Linked DNA regions of Homo sapiens: all the other regions are linked to region 2. Evidence: chromatin loops called from intact Hi-C (ENCODE). Cell type or tissue: OCI-LY7. All regions are shown on one strand. Links, peaks and the distances in the headings refer to the core of each region. The heading gives the core; the rest is flanking DNA.

Region 1 (6,882 bases), core at 106-5,105, 69 kb after region 2:
TCTAAGTGAAATAGACTTTTCTTATTCATAGCTGGAGATACTTCTGATCACATGGCTTGGAGTATTTATTAAGAGCATACTTTGAAAGCCATGTCCCATTGTTTTCTAAATCTTTTGAAGTCACGAGTTTGAGTCCCAGCCCTTCATCAACTTGTTCTTTGTTTTTCTTGGGAAGATAAAACAAGACAACTCGTTTCTGTCTGTTGAACTTGTGGCTGAAACCATAAACCCACACATTCTCCTGCATATGATTATATGAAATCCTCTGTTGAAAACCTCCTCAACTAGTTGACTCTTAATAAGTAGGAGCTGGGTTTAATCACCTTTACATCCCTAGCACCTAATGTGTAGAATTTGTTCTTTGTGTGTTGACTTTGTTTCCTTCATGATAAATTCCTGTTATAGGAAATTAATTGGCAAAGACATACAAAAATCTACACCTGCACTTTGCTCAGGTGGGGTGAAGATTCCTCTTCCAAACTGGTTTCCAATTTGTTTCTAATTAAAATTTCTATATGAAACTTTTAACTTTAACAGGAGGGGGTAATATTGGCACATGCTTTTATTCATTTGAAAAAAAATTTTTGATTTAGATATTCGTGCTTTAGCGGCTCTGGTTTTCTGGTAATGTCCTGACCCAAGAAATCAGCCTGGCTCTTGCTCTATAAGGCTCTTTGAAATACCACTTCTCCTTGATTGGTCAATTACATCATTGTCTGACCTGCCTTTAAGTGGCGTTCCTTCCTGCTTCTGAGCTTTGTTGTTATGCCAGGCATAGGGAAGAAAATTATTTAGCAGGGCTGTGTGAATAATTGTGGGAGGCAGGGAACCACTGATTAAAACAGGAGTGGGCAAGGCACAGTGGTGATATTGAAGAGGTAGCTACCATGATGAATGCAAAATTGCCATGCCAAAAATATCATTGAGCTGTTATTCTCATATTCACTCCCACCTTCTTTGATAAGTTTATATTGTTTGGAAAACTGGGAATGGATTTCTACCTCTTGGGCCTTACCCTGTAGGGTAATGAGAACATGGAAAGAAGGCAAGAAGAAATGTGCTTTTAAGAAAAAGCCAGTTGCGGTGGCTCATGCCTGTAATCCCAGCACTTTGGGAGGCTGAGGTGGGCTGATCACGAGGTCAGGAGATCGAGACCATCCTGGCAAACACGGTGAAACCACATCTCTACTAAAAATACAAAAAAATTAGCCAAGCGTGGTGGTGGGCGCCTGTAGTCCCAGCTACTCGGGAGGCTGAGGCAGGAGGATGGCGTGAACCCAGGAGGCGGAGCTTGCAGTGAGCCGAGATCGGGCCACTGCACTCCAGCCTGGGGGACAGAGCCAGACTCCATCTCAAAAAAAAAGGAGCAGCAGTTTGCAAATGTTAAAACTAGATGTGCCAAGGGCCAGGCGCGGTGACTTACGCCTGTAATCCCAGCACTTTGGGAGGCCGACGCGGGAGGATCACGGAGGTCAGGAGATCGAGACCATCCTGGCTAACATGGTGAAACCCCATCTCTACTAAAAAAAAAAAAAAAAAAAAAAAAAAATTAGGTGTGGTGGCAGGTGCCTGTAGTCCCAGCTACTTGGGAGGCTGAGGCAGGAGAATGGCGTGAACCCAGGAGGCAGAGCTTGCAGCAAGCTGAGATAGCACCACTGCACTGCAGCCTGGGCGACAGAGCGAGACTCCGTCTCAAAAAAAAAACGATGTGCCAGATGTTCTGTCCTCTGTAGGATTTGGAGTTAGCTTATCACAACGTCATGTACATTGTTGGCCATGCTTGGACATCAGCACCAATATATATTTTGTAAGAAAAAATATTAGATCTCACTAAATTAGTTGTAACAGACTTTATTCATAACCTAATTTCAAGCAGCAAAGAGATTGTTTGGAAAACAGTTCTTGCTAATACTTTAAGATGCTTCTCCTTCCTGATGAAGTGCCTACTTTTTTTTTTTAACCCACAAAAAGGTTAATAGGGCTATATTTGCATATCAGTTCCATTTTTAGAAGGTTAATAGTCTCCAAGTTACAAAGTTGTGATCTCATTGCCATCCTAGAAACTGTTGAAATGACGATGTTAAAACTAAGAAATTATAGACTAAATAAAGTGCTTTTTGAGCACTTTAAGCCATGAAACAGTGGCGAGAAAACAGAAGTCCTCTTCTCTACCACAGGAGGCACAGTGATACAATACTGCCACCTCACAGAGCCTGAATAGGTGAATATTTACTTTCTTACATCTAAGACCTAAATATTTCCTGGGTTTGTTTATGCTAGAGGATATTTTCTAATCTATTTCATTTTTTCAAATAATGACAACTTATGTGTAATATCATGTATGTACTCATTGAGTTTGAGCATTATTCTTTTAAAAAGGGCAGATCATGAGGTCAGGAGATCAAGACCATCCTGGCTAACATGGTGAAACCCCGTCTCTACTAAAAAATACAAAAAATTAGCTGGGCGTGATGGCGGGCACCTGTAGTCCCAGCTACTAGGGAGCCTGAGGCAGGAGAATGGTGTGAACCCAGGAGGCAGAGCTTGCAGCGAGCCGAGATCGCGCCACTGCACTCCAGCCTGGAGACAGAGTGAGACTCCATCTCAAAAAAAAAAAAAAAAAGTAATTAATAGATATACAGTTTATTTAAGTAATTGCAGTTCCCTGACTACGAGAGGGGCAGCCTATGTTTCCATTTGTTCATGTCCTCTTAGGTTAGGGCATGCATTAGAACTGTTTTTCTGATTGAAAGAATGTACGCTGGTTCATCTTGTCCTTGAATGACCAGAGAGCTGGTTGGAGATGCAAGCGGAGAGTAGAGCTACAACACTGGCCACAAAGGAGGTCTACCATAAGCCCTTGCTTCCTTCATTGCTGTTGCTACTGCTACCAGCCAGCAGGTCACCCTGCCATTGTATTTGGATTGTATTTAGGGTAGAACTTCAGCTAATGGCTGATAATGCTCAGCACTTTACTAGACTCAATTAGTACCATTGGGTTCACTAATAGTTTCTGTTAGGAAAAGGAACCAGTAGCTAACCAAACTACTCTATTGGGCAGAAGTACCAAGATCAACATAATGCTGATTTTCAGATTGCATTGAGTGGAAACTGGTTGCCTGGTGTGTTCTTAGCTGATATGGGGATAGCTTTCCTAACAAGGCAAGGATGGGACCTTTAGATTGCTGCTCTTTTTTTCTGCTTTATTAGAATATTAGCTTCCCGAGAATATGTCTCCATTTTACAAGGCAACACTTCAGCCTTTCTTCATCACCACCCACCCTTCTCAAAAACTTTCCCCTTTGCTACCTCCCTCCCATATTTATGCATTCATATCTGTTATTCTAGCTACTTCACAGTGATGACTCGATGTCTCACAAAGGCATATAAACACATTGAGAGTATACATATGTCTCCTCTTCTGTTTGTCCCCTGTACTTGAGTAACTCTTAGAATTTCATAGCATAGCTTGGAATTAAGACCTCAGTGCAGATCAACTGGATTTTTATTTACATTAATATCCTGTGGCATCAGTAATATCTAGCTGATTCATTTTAGTAGCTTTCTATTTCTCTTAGTCTCCTTAGTTGTGCTTTAGCAGTTTCTCCAAATTTTAAAGTTTCTGCATAATAAAGTAAAAATTCCAAAATAATTAGGGATAAGTGTCCTAATAATAATTAGGGTAAGTATCCTAATAAAACATTATCCCTTCCAATTACACTATCTTTTTGTGTAAGGGAATAACTGTGTTGATTTTGGATAATCAAACAGACATAAACTACATTGGTTAAAAATACTTTGAATAGCTGGGTGTGGTGGCTTACACCTGTAATCCCAGCACTTTGGGAGGCCGAGGTGGGCGGATCATGAGGTCAGGAGTTCAAGACCAGCCTGGTCAATATGGTGAAACCTCGTCTCTACTAAAAATACAAAAATTAGCCCGGCGTGGTGGTGGGCACCTGAAATCCCATCTACTTGGAACGCTGAGGCAGGAGAATTGGTTGAACCCGGGAGGTGGAGGTTGCAGTGAGCTGAGATCATGCCACTGCACTCTAGCGTGGATGACAGAGTGATACTCCGTCCCCTACCCCCCAACCAAGAAAAAAAAAAAAAAGCTTTGAATGTTGGCTCTCCCATCATTTGCATTTTTGGAGCAGATTGCTTTTTCAGGCCATCAGCAGAATATGAAAATTCCTTATACATTCTGTGCTGAAGTATTCCCTTCTTTGACAATTCTAATGACAAGACACGAGGGGAAAGGCGACTTTCCATTCTTTCCTATCAGATAGTACTTGCTTCTCATATAATGAACACTTTATAGTGCAAGAGACACATAGAGCAGGTAGAACTGCTGGTTCTCCTTTCCTGGTAATTTAGTGCAAACTCAGACGTTTCAGAATGGCTTTCCTTCCTTACATGGCCCAACCAATCTGTCTTGTTCTATGATTAGGTATATATAAGCAAGTGATACCTGCTACCAACCTTAGAATGCCTAAACTTGAAAGGCAGCTGTCAGATTTCAAGGTGCCCCTTGCATTCTCTGCCAAAATTCTTTTCACAAGGGGTTCTTGACACTCGGTGAGAGGCACAGTCACATCTATAATCACTGTAAAAGTAATTATAATTGTTAGCTTTTAAAATCAAGTGGTAGGGTGGATAATTCAAGTCACTTTCTTATTTTTGATAGAAATGTGAGGTATGAGGCAGTAGGAGTGAGTTAGCCTCTTTCTGGAATGAAGACTTTTCTTGAAACCTGGAGGGGAGTGGATGTGAATTGCTTGTGCCCCTGTGAAGTTGTGGCCCAATGGGAGGGACAGGAGGAGCTGGGAGTGTGTTATCAAATGCCCTGAGCTTCCTGAGGCTCTACTATTGGGGGTTTCATGCTGTGAAGACCGGTGAATAGTAATATGACACAAAGGAAGAAATGCAAGGAAACCTTGGAGCCATTCACAGGCATCTCAGGTGTGGGGAAATTCATTAGAGGCTTTCAGGATTCTCCTGTTTACTGATTGAAGAGCTCATTTTGCAATGAATCAATGGTGAAAGGATTTCTTGTTTGATATTCTTTTTTTTTTTTAAATGAAGTGCTCACTGCATTTCATTCATTTTTTTAACTATCCATTGTTGGTTTTGCCCAAAGTGAGAAACGAAAGGGTTGGTTTTTAGTCTGTGCATGGTGCAGGTTTAGGCTTCTGCAATGGTGCCTGGGGGGCTGCTGAGTGGGGAAGGTCAAGGGGACTGGCTCTGGACACCCACTATTGGGTGCTGGCACTTGTCTACCTGAATCTCTTTTATACAGTGGTGGTTTGACTAAGATTTTTGTTTTTGAAAGCTCATTGCTTGAAAAATGTCTGAGAGCCATTGCTTTAGGGAATTGGTGTTATTGTACACAGAAAAATAAATCACTTTTTGAAGAATCATTTTGGATTGTTCACATCTCAAGGAGATGAAATATGTAACTTTTTTCCTCTATGTCACTGAGTCATAAGTCCTGCCTTTTTGGAATGCTTGGAATTTTTTAAAAAACAAAATGCATCTCTGCTATGTAAAGGTTTTTCTATTATAAAAATTACATATGTTTTTTATAACTTTGACTTCATAGCCTATAGGCATGTAACTCCTTAGTTTTAAGGAGTAAAAACTTACGTACTGTTTATAGTAAGAGACAATTATGTTTCACATGGTCTTGATTACCACAATTTTTAGTTCTACCTTCAAAAGAAGACTATTTCTAAGAAATATCTAATTATAGGTATTCCATTATGGATAATAATTGAGGTATTATTAGAGGAATCCAATATGTCTTTCAAGAGTATCCAATTAATTTCTAAGAGGTATCCCAATTATGTCTTTGTTTTTCAAGAGTACATTAAAACTTTGGCCTGTTTAATATTTCCTTCTAAAAAAATAATATAGAGTAAGACTGAGAAATACTTGGATTTCTCGAAGAGTACCTAGATCTCTTGCTAGGTCAGAACAACAGGATTGGCTATTCACACCAGCTTTCTCCACATGGCTAAGTGTATTTGACATTTGGGGTGTGGGATGGTTCTGGCCTGTGTCATTACCCTTTTTCTCCTACTCAGGAAGCATTTACTACCTACGTTTCTTCTTGTTGTTTTACTTGGGATTTCTCTTGAAAGAAAGATAATTCAGAATAGATTGCATAAGCAGTGAAGCAGCGTTGAGAATGTACAGGTGAGAAGACAACAGATGGGAAGTTGGTGGGACTGTGTGCCATGAGCCCGGGAGTACTGGAGACGCAAGCTGATGACAGTTGTTTAAGCATGAACTGGGAGGAAGGAAAAGGTAAAGTCATTCATTTTTACCCGTATGTTTATCATAAAGAGAGATTTTTTACAAAAACTCAAAATCCTGAATTTGACGTGCAGGTCTATTTGAATTTAATTTGCTCTTGGATGACAGCTCCTCAGTAGTTAATGGAATAACGCTGTGTCTTGAACTTTATCCGGCATTTGCTGAGAAAAAAACCATGTCTTCCACATGGAAACTAACCATTAGTTAGCTTCCTATTTAATTATTTTGAATCAGGTTTTCTGGTACTGAGTACTGGGAGTAGGTGAAAAACCTTGAATGCTTCAGGTTGCTCGAGTTAGTAATCGTTGACTTTCTGGTATGACATTAAGAAAGTGGATGTGGACAGATTGACAAGCAAATATCTCATTTATTTTTTTCCTTTTCTATCTAATCGAATTTGATTTTCCCCTACTTGTTTTAGTACTTTTGTACTTACATATTGAGACTTAAGCTATTGTTGGGAGTAGGTAGCAAATGATTACATGTAATTTCTTTTGTCTGAAAATTAAGAGGAAAAGAGCTTGGTTCTTGTAGGGGGAGGTGTATTTGCAATTATTTCTATGG
Region 2 (7,292 bases), core at 1,063-6,062:
AAATATACTTCCTGATTACTGTTCTTTTTGCTTCCATTCAGAGTACTTTTCTTTGCTTTTACAAATATTTTTGGAAGACAAATGTCATCACATAAATTATCTCCATTTATGATAATTCTGATGTTTCCCCAAACTGAGATGCCATAAATTCATAGGCCTTCTTAATTTTGTTCCATTCCAGTGGACAACATAAAAGTTTCTCTCCATATGTAGAAATATTCCAAAGAACAATTATAGAATCTCAAAACTAAATCTTGGACAGGATCTGAGGGCAATTCATTTATTTCCTATAACTCTGTTGCTGTAGATCGGATGTTTCAGTGTCTTCCTCTTTGCAAGTTTGGTTTTTAATAGTTGTAATTACCGAAAAACTGAAGTTTGTTTTTTGATGCTCCTTGAATTCTTTGATTAAAATTTCTAACTGATATTGAACAAAATGCACCCTAAATCTAGAGGACTAATTATGAAAAAGTTCAATATCATTGGTCAGACACAGGCTGATTTACTAAATAGTTCCAATGGATGATGGGTAGCAGAGAGGAAATAAAGTTCAGTACTGCCATGCTGAGGTGTTTTGTTTTTTTTGTTTTGCAATCAACATCAACTTATCAACTTTATTAAAAAATTTTGTAGTTTAATAAGTTGGCATCTTCAAAATTTGTAAATTTTTACAAATATGGTTTCATTGCAGTTGATACAATAATGCAACTTCTTTGGAGAAATTATGACTTCATTTACACTGTAACCAACTCCAGCTGTAGTTCTGCATCTTTAAAATTAGATGCCTTAATTTTTTTTTTTTTTTTTGAGATGAAGTCTCGCTCTCGCCCAGGCTGGAGTGCAGTGGCACGATCTCGGGCTCACTGCAAGCTCCGCCTCCCGAGTTCACGCCATTCTCCTGCCTCAGCATCCCGAGTAGCTGGGACTACAGGCGCCTGCCAACACGCCCAACTAATTTTTTGTATTTTTAGTAGAGACGGGGTTTCACCGTGTTAGCCAGGATGGTCTCGATCTCCTGACCTCATGATCCACCCGTCTTGGCTCCCAAAGTGCTGGGATTACAGGCGTGAGCCACCGTGCCTGGCCTAGATGCCTTAATTTAAGAAGATTTTTTTTCCCCCCAAGACAGAGTCTTGCTCTGTTGCCCAGGCTGGAGTGCAATGGCATGATCTCGGCTCACTGCAACTTCTGCCTCCTGGGTTCAAGCAATTCTCCTGCCTCAGCCTCCCGAATAGCCGGGATTACAGGCATGCACCACCACACCCAGCTAATTTTTTTTCAGTACTTTTAATAGAGACGGGGTTTCGCCATGTTTGCCAGGCTGGTCTCGAACTCCTGACCTCATGATCCGCCTGCCTTGGCCTCCCAAAGTGCTGGGATTACAGGCGTGAGCCATTGTGCCTGGACAAGATATTGTTTTTACCATGACATCATGTTCCACCAAAATGTTTATATAGATTATCACTGCAAAAACAAATACTTTTACCTTAAATATTGAAAATTTAAATTTATAGTGAGTCATAATTATGTCAGATATGTTTCATCTTAAACAGACTACAATTCCAAAAGCTTTACATTGATTCCATGAATTAGATAAAAAAATTAAACCATTATTGGAATTAATTTAATTGATCTTTCTAGGTGAAGCCTTAGTAACACTGATATAAAATTAGCAACAGTGAAATTTTTATAAAATTCTTCTATCAATCTTAACACATTATAGCTTTTGCTTCACTTTTCGTGCATGAACACAAAAACATGAAATAAAAATTGGCAAAGTCAGTGTAGGAGAATAATTACTGGATCTAAATGTCATGTGAGCACCTTACACAGCTGTGTGTAATAACTTGTAAACTTTAAGTACAGGGTTCCCAAAATAGCTACTAATTTTATTTTTCTTTTAAAAATAGAAACAATCTTGCTTTGTTGCCCAGGCTGGAGTGCTATGGTACAATCATAGCTCACTGCAGCCTCAAACTCCTGGGCTCAAGAGATCCTCCCATGTCAGCCTCCCAGGTAGCTAGGATTACAGGTGTGTATCACTACACCTGGCTAGCATTTTTTTTTTTTTTTTTTTGCTGTAGAGATAAGGTCTTGCTATGTTGCCCAGGCTGGTCCTGAACTCCTGGCCTCAAGTGATCCTCCCACCTCAGACTCTTAAAATGCTGGGATTGCAGGTGTGACCCACTGCACCAGGCCACTGCTAATTTTTTATGTAGATTATAACACTTCAGGCCCACACCTGTAATCCTAGCACTTTGGGAGGCCAAGGCAGGTGGGTCACTTGAGGTCAGGAGTTCAAGACCAGCCTGGCCAATATGGTGAAACCCCATCTCTACTAAAAATACAAAAATTAGCTGGGCATGGTGGTGTGCGCCTGTAATCCCAACTACTTGGGAGGCTGAGGCAGGAGAATCAGTTGTACCTGGGAGGCGGAGGTTGCAGTGAACCGAGCTGAGATCACGCCACTGCACTCCATCCTGAGCGACAGAGCAAGACTCTGTCTCAAACAACAACAAAAACCCAAGAAAAGAAAAACAAAAAACTTCTTCAGATTTGTGTTTTAGGGTTTTCATTTGCTTCTGGATATCACTTTGTCCTCCATGGGTGTGGGGAGTGGCAAATGATGACATTTTATGCAATTTCACATTCATCAACTTACTTGAGGATAGAAAATTCCTCACTTAATATTTTACGAAGTGTAAACTTTCACTTTTATTTATTTACTTATAAAATAGAGATAGGGTTCTGCTATGTTGCCCAGGCTGGTCTCAAACCCCTTGGGTCAAACAATCTTCCTGCCTTGGCCTCCCAAGTGCTGGCATCACAGGTGTGAGTGATTGCACCTGGCCTAAACTTTCCCTTTTGAGCTTACTGTTGTTGAAAGATTTCTTGCAAAATAAAAAAGCACCACCAAACAATAACATAATACTTTTAGATGCACCTCATAGAAGAAATAACCAAATCATTTTGGTCAGATTGGTTTCTCTGTGTCCTAAGGCAGTACTTGCAGCCTCGTTTCCCTGTACATATTCCTCACACCCCTAACCTATGATTTCTCACATATCTCAGGGACCCCACCAGCTGTGCCTTGGTGGTTCTGTGCATTTTATAGACCTGAGCATGGGCCATGGCAGACCTAGTCGGTGAATCCCAAGGGTTCAGAGCAGCAGCTGTTGGAGAGCTCTCTTGCCACCATAAGTGCTATCCTTGGACAGAGTTGAACTTGGAGGCTCTTGTCTGAGGGTCTTTTTTTTTTTTTTTTTGGTAAGCAAGTGCCTTGCTGTTTTTGAAAGGGAAACGTGTTAGTTCCATTGCATGTGGAAAGGATTGGGGAAAATAGAAATGGGTCCACACTAGCCGCCTTACAGATTTAACCGCATGTGACATCTTGGCTTGTGTGTCATACAGTACTAGACAAGACCATGGTGGAAGCTGAAAACATAAAGGGCTACTAAACCAATCCTAGCTTATTTTAGTGCAAATATTAATGGTGACTCTCCATTAAAGTGAAACAATCCAGGAAAATGTTAAACCAGACAAAATAGCAGGATAATACGCCTAAACCAGGGCTGTCCAGGGCAGAAAAAGACCCTAGTTATAAGGATGGCACATTATCTCGGGAGTTTTTGCATAGGAACACTAGAGGGCGCTTTAGACTATAGTTAAGAATCCTGCTTTGATTTACAGAAGGAAACTTACTGTATCAGATTGATGTTATAAATTTCAGCAGTGGTTGGTTTATACATTGGTATTCCTAGAACATGGAAAAATGCAATACAAATGTTTTCGTGTTCCCCCTTCCCATGCTGGAGTGGTTACGATAATACTGTTTGTGTTTTACTTCAGATTAAAATCTTCAGAAGTGCCCTTTAGTTGTCAAAAGTGTCAAACACTGGGGATAAAAAGGTCACACACTGTTAGTGAGCAATGAAAATTTAGTATGATAAACTGATTCAGAAAACAACTTGCTTTGAATGTTCTTGATGTGCTAGGTATGTTTTCCTAAACCTTTTATGCAGGACACATTTAATTTTTTATTACAATTCTGTGAGATAGGCACGACTGTTATTTACTTTGTAGATGAGGAAGCCGAGGCACTCGGTGTTGAAAAGACTGCCCAGGGTCACATGTCTTGTGCATAGATAATGTGCTGTTAACCGTTGTACTGTGCAACTGTGCAACACAGTTGCATGGATAATAATTAGTGAATAATACCTCTATGAATGAATGAATAAATATTATGTTACATAGATACTAAGCATATGGGAAAGGAGTAGGGAAAATTGCACTTCATATTTTTTTCCTAGTGGCTGGTCCAATTATTTAATGAATCCCATTCCAGCTCTCAAGAGTCCAGTGGAGTCCACTCAGGGTTGGAAATGGATTTGTCTATGTTACATTATGGCTTACCTGAAAATAGTGAATGGGAGTTCACGGTCACTCAGTCATCCAACTCTTGAGAATCTGGCCTGGGGATGGAATAGAGGAGCATGAGGAACCAAGAGTGGGAGGAATGGGGTCCACTTTTGGAGAAAACAAGAAAAATGCAAGGAGGAAAAATTGCTTCAGCTCCCTGGCAGACTCGTTCTCTAAGACCGACTCAGGAGACGGTGGAGGCTCTCTCTGTGTCCCTCCAGGGGCTGCTCCAGGAACCAGGCTCCTTTGGGGTGACAAATACGTCCACCCCTAGTAGAACCAGAGAATATGAATAGATGCTGAAGTCCTAGGACTAAAACTGGTTTCAGTGAGGAATGGGGGAGGTCCTACTACAGGTTGGGGAGGAATGGATGAGATTGTCCCCCTATTTAAACATTTCTTTTGTTGTATTTTTTTATTATAGTAAAATATACATAATATAAAATTGACCATTTCACCAGTTTCACGTGTGCAATTCAGTGGCAATAAGTAATTCACAATGTGAATGACTTTTTTTTTTTTTTTTAAGACAAGATCTCACTCTGTTTCCTAGGCTGGAGTGCAGTGGCACTATCTTGGCTCACTGCAGCCTCCTCCTAGGCTCAAGTGATCCTGTCACTGCAGCCTCCTGAGTAGCTAGGATCATAGGTGTGTGCCACCATCCCTGGCTAATTTTTGTATTTTTTGTAGAGACAGAGTCCCACTATGTTGCCCAGGCTGGTCTTGAACTCCTGGGCTCAAACAGCTCTCCTGCCTCAGCCTCCCAGAGGTGCTGGGATTACAGGCACGAGCCTCCATGCCCAGCCTGTGAATTACTTTTTCATAATCACAAATAGCAACTCTCCATTTCCTCCTCTCCCCAACCTCTGGAAATCACCGTTCTACTTTCTGTCTCTAATGAATTTGACTACCCTAGGTACCTTGTTAAGTGGAATCATACAGTATTTGTCCTTTTGTGACTGGCTTATTTCATGTAGCCTAATGTCCTCCAGGTTCATCCATGTTGAAGCATGTGTCAGAACTTAATTTTTTGGTTAATGTTAGAAGACTGGAGAGGAGATGGAAGGACATGTTCGGGCTTGCACTCCTTGGGTGGCAGTGGGAGAAAGACAGTAGGTGTGGGATGCCTTTCTCCTGCCCTTCAGGAAATATCATGCTTCCTTCTAAGGCCATCAAGTGGTGTGATTGATCAGGCAACAGAAAACCAGCCTCCCATTCCCAAAACCTATCCCCCATTCCTTCTCCATACTGCCTAAAATACACAGACTTGGAGACTGGTTTGATTTAACAATGAGAGTGCATGGGGAATTGAGGTGGGGAGAAGATGCTGTCAATTATTTACTTTATTAAGTATTACTGTAATGTGAATTAGAATATCAGATCATTTTCCACCTCTGTCTACCCCAGTTGAACTAATGAAGCAGGAGTTATAGAGTTGGAGTGGAGAGTAGAGAAGGGATGCCATTTTGGGCACGTATATGACAGGCTCATACCACACAATGTGAGCCTCAGGAATCCGGGGAGAATGGGAGAGAGAAGTTTTTTTTTTTTTTTTTTTTTTGAGACGGAGTCTCACTCTTTCACCCAGGCCTGACTGCAGTGGCGCTATCTCGGCTCACTGCAAGCTCCGCCTCCTGGGTTCACGCCATTCTCCTGCCTCAGTCTCCCGAGTAGCTGGGACTACAGGCACCCACCACCGCACCTGGCTAATTTTTTGTATTCTTAGTAGAGACGGGGTTTCACCGTGTTAGCCAGGATGGTCTCGATCTCCTGACCTCATGATCCGCCCGCCTTGGCCTCCCAAAGTGCTGGGATTACAGGCGTGAGCCACCGCGCCAGGCCAAAGCGGGTGTTTTAAGAGCCCCCAGCTCTGGTTCTAGTACCAGACCAGCTAACAATGCTGCCCCGATGCGAAGTGAAGGGGAGCTGGGCATGGGTGTTCACTGTGTGCCTTTCACAGGATACGTCTACTTGGAGGGTGGCCTAAAGCCTAGTTCTCCAACCTGTAACCAGGAGGGCTCTCTCACAGGAACCTTGTTTATACTGGCAGATACCCACGTGGCTCTTGTCTGATCGGGTCCAGTTTATGCCTGTCTGACTGTCACTCTGCTGCTGGGAGCCTGACTTTGTGCTCTCCTTGGTGCCTTGGAGAAAATCAGGCCTGGGGCAGCCCCTAGTTCTTCAGATGGAAGGTGCAAATTCAGTACAGCACCCTCATAGGAAACAAGTCCAAAGATTTTCACTTAAACAGTTCCTGGGCAGGGAGAGCACCATGAGTCTTTGGTCACTAGGTCATGTGAGGCAGGAATGAGGGATCAGGTGGAGAGAGAGAGAGAGAGAGAGAGAGAGAGAGAGAGAGAGGGAGGGAGGGAGGGAGGGAGGGAGGGAGGGAGGGAAGAGAGAGAGAGAGAGAGAGAGAGAGAGAGGAGAGAGAGAGAGAGCGCGAGCAGCTAGCAGTATATTTTGCATAATACAGTGTGGGCCATTTTCAATTTGAGGGTAAATGCATGAATGGTCCCTTTAAAGGAAGCAATGGGAGAGTGGGGAGCCCAGGGGGCTAGCGGTAGAAATGCCTCTAAGTTCTTATCTCTGGCCACCAGCTCCAACCATTTGGGTGTGATGTAGAAAAGAAAAAAAGGAAGAAGGACAGAGGAGCCAGCTCTGCTCTTGCTGGTCTTAAGCAGGACCAGATGGGACACGCCCCCTTACGCACCCAGCTGCTGTTCTCGAAGGCACTTAAGGGCTCTAGCTCACCTGGAGTTTTGAAGGGGATGCGGAAGAGCTTGATGTTGCAGCCTTCCTCTCTCCTTGGCAGAGTCTCTGGTGATAGAGACATGGAAGAAGTTTCCAAGGCTGGCCCTGGGTCAAGCAAT
Region 3 (7,292 bases), core at 1,233-6,232, 500 kb after region 2:
TCTTGCTCCTGAATTACCAATGTAGACTAGTCCACTTGTCTGCCAGATTACCATTGCTGCCTTTTGGAACCTCTGTCTTTTTGATTGTTCATTCTCTTCTCAACATTTTCACTACAACGTTTTCCTATTGTCTGTTACTGAACCTTCAAATGTCTTGCTCCATTGCTTGACTGGACCTATGTCCATCATTGGCAACTAAATCAGGTGCCCTAGCGCCTTCTGTAGGACAGTGGGGATAACTAATTCCAGATCCTGACTCCACTGTTTTCAGTTTAACGCAGTTAAGCCTGTCTGCCTGCATTTTCCAGATTACTATTTTTCAAACTCATCATGTTGAATGAAAGAAGCCCCACACCAAATAGTATATATTGTATTATCCCATTTACATAAAGTTCAATATCAAGCAAAACTAATTTCTGTGGATAGAAATTAAAATTATAGTTACATTGGGAGGGAAGTAAAGATTGACAAGGAAGTTTGTGCTGATTGGCTTATTAAAGATCAATAATAATGTGTCATATATTTGTTTCAAAACATGTATCTCCAAATATTGTTTGAAGCAGTGGTTAGGATTGAGGAAATGCAATTTCCTCAATGGGCTAGTTATTGCCCAATGAGCTAGTTACATAAATGTAAAGAAAGTTCTGGGACAAGAAGGGCAGCTGACTTTAAAAGGTTCAAAAAATTTCACCCAGTAAAGTTGAAAATCAGTATTCTGGGTGAAAAAGTGAACCAAAATAAGGGATCAATTCTGCATTGGAGATCTCTTTACTTATGTTGTTATGAAAACTTTACTGAGCCTGAAAAGCTTAGATTTAATACTAACAGACTTCTGGATTCTTTTTATAAATTGAGGCATGCAGTACATTCAGTAAAATATACAAATCTTGAGTGCACAGCTTTACAAATGGTTACATGTAGATGTACCTGTGTAACTTTCACCTACATCAAGATGCTACACATTTCCATGTCCCCAGAGTTTCCTGGTGCCCTTTCCCTATCAGTGATTCTCTTCTCTCTAACTATTTCGACTTCTATCCCTCTCGGTTAGTATTACGTGTTCTTGAAGTTCCCATAAATTGACTCAGACAGCATTATTCTTTTCTATGGTGGGTTTTGTTTTCAGATTTATTCCCCAACCAGAGATTTTCCCATGCATGTCATCACTGGGTCTGGGCTTCCCTGGCTCAAGTTCTTCAGAGATCTTACTTCTTCTCCTGCAATGTAGGGTAGAGATTTTTGCCTTCTATATTGAATGCAGATGGGACCCAATTTCCTTTCACAGGCTTTCATACAATCCTCTGTTTTAACCCTTCCACCTACCATGGCTACAGATGTCTCCAATTTCTCAGTTTCTCTGGAACTCTGTTGGTTGAATCGGTCTGCTTCTTATCACTAATAGGTAATCTATTTCTGTTCAACCATTATTTCCCTGAAAATTTGCCCACAATTTTACTTTACATTAAATATGATAGAGAAGAAGGATTTCTGGACAAAGAATTAGACAATGTGGGTATTAGCTGTGGTTCTTCTGTTGACTAGCAAAGTGACCTTGGGCAAATCATGTAGCTACTCTGGTTTGAAATTTGTAGTCCTCTGGTTTGTAACCTTATATTACAGGATAGTGCTAACAGTGAAAGAAACTTGTGACTTATGCAAGGTAACATTGCTACTAAATGGCAAAGAACCCAAGTCTATCTGACTCTATGTACTATGGTAGTGGAATTCAGGATGTTATGGATTTTCTATTGTTGCTGTAATATTGGCTGCTCAGTAAATGAAATATGCTATTTTGAAAAGAACATAGTTGGGATGAGGAAGTTAGACTAGCATATATATTCAAGGATTTTTCTATCACATTAGTCCATAATTTATGAAATTTATGTAACTTTCTTTCTTTCAATGAAAGCTTCTATTTGGTCAGTTCATATGTCCTTAAATTTCATACTTCCAATTACAACTCTTATTGTTTCCTCCACTGAAGCCAAGTCAGTTTACCTGTAATCTCTCACAGACATGTCTATTCTTAAATTCCTGAAGTACTTCTAAAGGTTTATTTAATTTTTTATTTTAATTTTTGTGGGCACATAAGTATATGTGTTTATGGGTTACATGAGATATTTTGATATAGATATTTTGATATTTGATATTTTGATATTCTTATTGTCCTTCCCTTCATACAGTGCATAATAATCACATCAGGGTAAATGGAGTATCTATCACCTCAAGCATTTATCTTTTCTTTGTGTTACTAACAATCCAATTATACTCTTAGTTATTTTAAAATGTACAATAAATTATTATTGACTATAGTCACCCTGTTGTTCTGTCAAATACTAGATCTTATTCAGTCTAACAGTATTTTTGTACCTGGTTAACACAGGTACCCTTGACCCTTCCCAGCTCCTGGTAACCTGCCCTGTGCCACCCCAGGCAGCTGCTCCTTGCATCCTGGGCCCTCTGGCTCCAGCCTCAGCTCAAAGGGCACCAGATACAGCTGGGGCCACTATTCCAAAGGGCACAAGTGGTAAGCCTTGGTGGCTTCCATGTGATGTTAAGCCTGTGGGCATGCAGAGTGCAAAAGTGAAAAAGGCTTGGCAGACACCTGCCTCCTCCTTCACCTTCTTCCTTGATTGTTACCTCCCTGAGGCTTCACCAGAAGCCAAGCTGATGTCAACACCATGCTTCCTGTAAAGCCTGTGGAACTATGAGCCAATTGAACCTCTTTTCTTTATAAATTCCCTAGTCTCAGGTATTTCTTTATAGCAATGCAAGAATGGCCTAATACAGGCCACTCCTAAAAGCAGCCTTTTTTGGGAATATGCAGGGCTTGAAAAATTCAGGTTAGCTGTTTCTTATACAATTTTTTAAAAATGTTCTTGACAATGGTCATTTAAGTTTCAGTGTTCAGGAACTTACTACTTCACAAGTAGCCCAATGCAGTTGTGGGAAGTGCTACCAACCTTATAATTTGTCCACCAGTAACTTTCTAATCTATTATTTATAATGCAAGATGAGAATAAAGTATTTTTAGTGGCCAGAATCAGAGAAGGAAAGACACCATCTTAGTTTAAGAAAATATTCTCTAAAGCAATTTAAGTGTGGAAGGTGAATATGTTCTGCATTTTAAAAAATCTGTAAGAACTGGAAGTTCAGTGAGAAATAACAGGAAAGAGAAGAGGGAGAGGAAGAGTTTATGGGTGGGAGGTTCTTATCCAAGGATTTGGACTAGCACAGGACAATGGTTACTGGGCTGTGCAAGAACCAGTGTTCAACAGCGCCACCGTGTGGCAGCCTTAGAATCACTTGTGGAACAACAGATTAGTTGCAGTTCTCTTTCTTCCCGTGGTACTTGGAAGCAAGAATTAAACCTTTGGGATAGATTGTGTGAACCCAGGTTTGTGAAATGCCATTAAGGGGAGAGAAAGCTAGGAAAGAGTGGACTTTGAGCAGAAGATACTAGACTTCCATTTTTTAGAAAGTAAAAGCGGTTTTACCTTCTCAGTCGTTATGTTGGTGAAGTAAACCACTTTTCAGACATATTCAAGCAATACTTTTTCCATTTCCAAAGCACCTTTACTTAGAATACTCCATTATTCCTATGGTTTTTGTCAAGACATATTTAAGTTTGTCATTGCATGCTTAGATTATAAAAAGTTTGACAAACAACATGCAGATACTGATTCCCCTGTGCTGGACATACACTTCTATTCCCACTCACCACTTCCCAAGATGAAAGCCCATTCTTTTTATGTTTTTTTTTTGTGTCTCATTTATGTTTGAGAATTTTCATTTGTTTGTGTTTAGCATTAGTTCAGTCTCTGTTGTTTTTCTATGTCTTTAAACAAATAATTACACATTATTTTTCTTTTTTTTTTTTTAAACAGGGTCTGTTGGCATTGCCCAGGCTGGAGTGCAGTGGCATGATCTGGGATCATTGCAACTTCTGCCTCCTGGGTTCAAATGATTCTCCAGCCTCAGCCTCCTGAGTACCTGGATCACAGGTGCATGCCACCATGCCCAGCTAAATTTTGTATTTTTTTGTAGAGATGAGGTTTCGCCATGTTGCCTAGACTGGTCTCATACTCTTGAGCTCAAAGTGATCTATCCACTTCGGCCTCCCAAAGTGCTGGGATTACAGACATGAGCCACTGTGCCCAGCCTACACTTATTTAATAATTATAGTAGTTCTATGAGTTGGCAGAATTTTTTTTAACATTTTCAGGTGTGTTTCCTCTGTCACAAAATGAGGGTATGTTGTGTGCTGTTTGATAGAAATGCAATATGAGCTACAAATGCACGCTACATAGGTAGTTTAAATTTTCCTAGTAGCTACAGCTTTACTAAAACAATTTAAAAAGCAGACAGGTGAAATGAATATTGTAATATATTTTCTTTAACCCAGTATATTCAAAATATTATTATTTCAACATGTGCACGAACTAATATAAATATTATTAATGAGACATTAGTTTTCATATTCTTTTACACTAAGTGTATTTTATACTTAAAATATATCTGAATTTGCATTAGCCACATTTCAGATACTCAGTAGCCATAAACAGCTTGTAGCTACTGTCTTGGCCAGTGCAGTTCTAAACAATCGATCTCTAAAGAAAATTAAGATTAATGTTGAACATTTTTTAATCTACTAAACCTCTACACAGCTAATACAGTGCTTTGTGAACTATTCTTATTGTCCTTCCCTTCATACTTTTAACACCTGCACTTAAAAGTGCCTTCCTGTGTTCTGGTTTCTTAAGAGCTCTTTCTTCTTTTTTCTTCTGGGATTATTTACAGTCACACAGTCAAAATTTCATATAGCAAAACCTCCTTTTGCATGCAAGTGACATTCTACTATATGGTCTCCTATCCATGGCACCATTTCTTTTTTTTTTCCGGTAAACTCCCTGAAATAGATAATCTAAAATGTAGGGTACGTGTCTGTCCATTTCATATTAATGAACCAATTCTTCCTTGTTCATCTGTATCTTACCTGTAACGTCCCTCTTGCTCCCTCCATTTTCTGAAAGATGTAATTGTCAGCAAGACAAGCACTTATCAGATGCTCTACTTATAGAAGAAGGAGACTCCAGTAGATACCCTGATAGTAGAAGTGCCCCATTTTTTTATCTTACTTCTGTGCCAGTTTCATAATTTCTATTACAAAAGTGTTATCTTGTAACCTTTATTTGTCTGGGTTAGATGAGAAATCTCTCACAATTATATTAGTTTTCTCCTGTATGCTCAAGGAATTGCTCAGTTGGTGAATTTGAACAGAAGTGTAGAGTCTTTGATATACAAAGTTTTCTTCCTCCTCTTCCTTCCAGATTTGTGACTGTTCAGACATAAGTCACACACCATCAAATATCAGCAGCACATCCCAAATTTCACCTGGAGGCCATAGGAATCTTACCATTTAAATCCCTAATTTTGTAAGATTAGGTCACTTAGGTCCAGAAAGCTGACTTCATGCTCATATACCTGACACTACTGAGACTCTCGACAGTTGTTTGTTAAAATTTAAATTCACTTTGTCAACCTTATAATTTTTATCAGTTGGTAGACACCTAAGACCAAAATCTTGCCTTTAATTTATATCTATATATCTATATCTATATATATAACATTTTGACTTGAAAGTGCCTTGGCATCACCTCTATTTTGCTAGTTCTTCCTTTGCACCATAGTAAACCCTTGATAATGGAAAATGAATGTCACATCTCTTCACTTCCATAATATTTAATTTTATATGAACTTTTTCTTCCCACCTAAACGTTCTTTTCAAAGTCTTGGTTATGTCAGAGTAAAAGTGGTCTTTACAGTGGCCCAGAAAGTACTATGCCATTCCCCATCCTCTGACCTTACCCACTGCCACTCCCCTCCTTACTCAATCAGCTTCAGCTACCCGGGCCTCCCTGCTGTTCTTCAACACACCAAGAACACTTCAGCTTCAGGACATTTGCACTTGGAGTTGCCTTTGCCTGCAATATTCTTCTCATAGATATCTAGATAGCCACTTGGCTTGCTTCATCACATTCTGTCTCTAATCCATCCTATGTAAACTAGAAAACACCCTCTCCTATCCCCTGCATTTCCTCTCAAATCCTGCTACATCAAGAGCTAAATCAAGTCCCTCAAAAACTGTTTTGTCGACTTCTGGCAGTTGCCACTATAACCACTGGAGATTAATTCCCATCCAAGAAGCTGAGCCTCCGACAGAGTCCATGTTGGTGCCTCACTGTCCTCATCTCCCCACCACTCAACTCATTCTTCAGAACTTGTTCTTCCTAGATGCACTTCCATCTCCCCCACAGAGCATTTTAAATTTTCCCACTTCGTCATCATTGCAGAGTTTTGACTGACGGGTGATGACAAATTTCTTCAAAGACGTTGATTTTTATGCAGGGTCTATGCTTTATATTTTAAAAGTAAAAAGCCCATTAAGAAAGCTTTCTAGGAATGAATGGAGATCTGCCTAAGTAGTTATTCAAATGTAGATGGGATAAAAATGGGAATATATACAGGTATGATCTTTTATTTTACTTCACTTTCTAAAGGAGAGTCTTTTTTCCTTTTCTCTTTCTTTTTTTCTTTCTCTCTCTCTCTCTTTCTTTCTTTCTTTCTTTCTTTCTTTTTCAGCTTTCTGGACCTTTCTTATGCTGAGCACATGGGGATAGAATTGCAAAAAGACAAAGGGACTCAGTTGACCTCTCTAAGAAGAGGTGAGGAAGAGGGAGTAGCAGGTAGATAGCCAGTAACAGATGGCTGAGGAATGAGGAGTTTGGGGTATTTAGACTGATATAAAACAGCTGCAGGACAGAGTGGAGTTTTAGGATAAAGGAGATAAGATGATGTTCAGAATTCAAAGTGTGTGTGATATTAAGTCTCACTCTGCCTCCCATGAAGAAACTTGTGGTGTATCAGAAATCCTCTTAGCCTAGACGGGCTGGACAGGCAACTGGTTGATTTATTTAAAAATACATAATTATTGTGGGATTAAAAATGATTTATGTAGGAGTTTTATTTTAATTGAAAGTACATACTTTGAGGTAGGACCAAGGCCTATTAAGTCAATTTGAGTCAGTCTGACAAAGATATCTGCATCTTACTTGCATTAACTCTACCCACAATAATTTTAATTTTAATTTTCTTTAAAGTAGAGCATGTCCTTAGGAGTACCCTATGAAGTAATTTAAGGGCATAATTTAAGTAATAATTATGTTTTTTGTTTAATAATTATGTTATAAATAGCTAATTTAAGTAATAATTATGTTTTTCATAAAATCTCT

What was found. Peaks named below come from ENCODE experiments on the same cell type or tissue, not always from the same donor. Only the 100,000 strongest peaks of a DNase experiment are listed, where the experiment ranks them.
Region 1: it touches region 2 in a loop (5-fold over the local background); 24 of 110 quality-filtered maps call a loop at or near these places.
Region 3: a loop joins it to region 2, with 5 times the contacts of the local background. A loop is called at or near these places in 2 of 110 quality-filtered maps.

What each region holds. Positions count from the first base shown.
Region 1 is chr6:18,390,514-18,397,395 of GRCh38, forward strand. All of the region lies in intron 1 of RNF144B (ring finger protein 144B), which reads left to right. Among named protein-coding and RNA genes, the nearest start is that of RNF144B, 6.6 kb to the left of the region's middle. In OCI-LY7, for the core only: a CTCF peak has its summit at 2,185; DNase peaks (open chromatin) are centred at 178, 668, 1,718 and 2,158; H3K4me3 peaks cover 4,061 bases; H3K27ac peaks cover 3,593 bases.
Region 2 is chr6:18,320,727-18,328,018 of GRCh38, forward strand. No RefSeq gene overlaps it. Among named protein-coding and RNA genes, the nearest start is that of DEK, 60 kb to the left of the region's middle. In OCI-LY7, for the core only: CTCF peaks have their summits at 3,644 (motif pointing right) and 3,843; DNase peaks (open chromatin) are centred at 2,859, 3,108, 3,645 and 4,115; H3K4me3 peaks cover 1,334 bases; H3K27ac peaks cover 2,957 bases.
Region 3 is chr6:18,820,709-18,828,000 of GRCh38, forward strand. No RefSeq gene overlaps it. Among named protein-coding and RNA genes, the nearest start is that of TRQ-CTG1-1, 12 kb to the right of the region's middle. In OCI-LY7, for the core only: CTCF peaks have their summits at 3,269 (motif pointing left) and 3,472; a DNase peak (open chromatin) is centred at 3,283.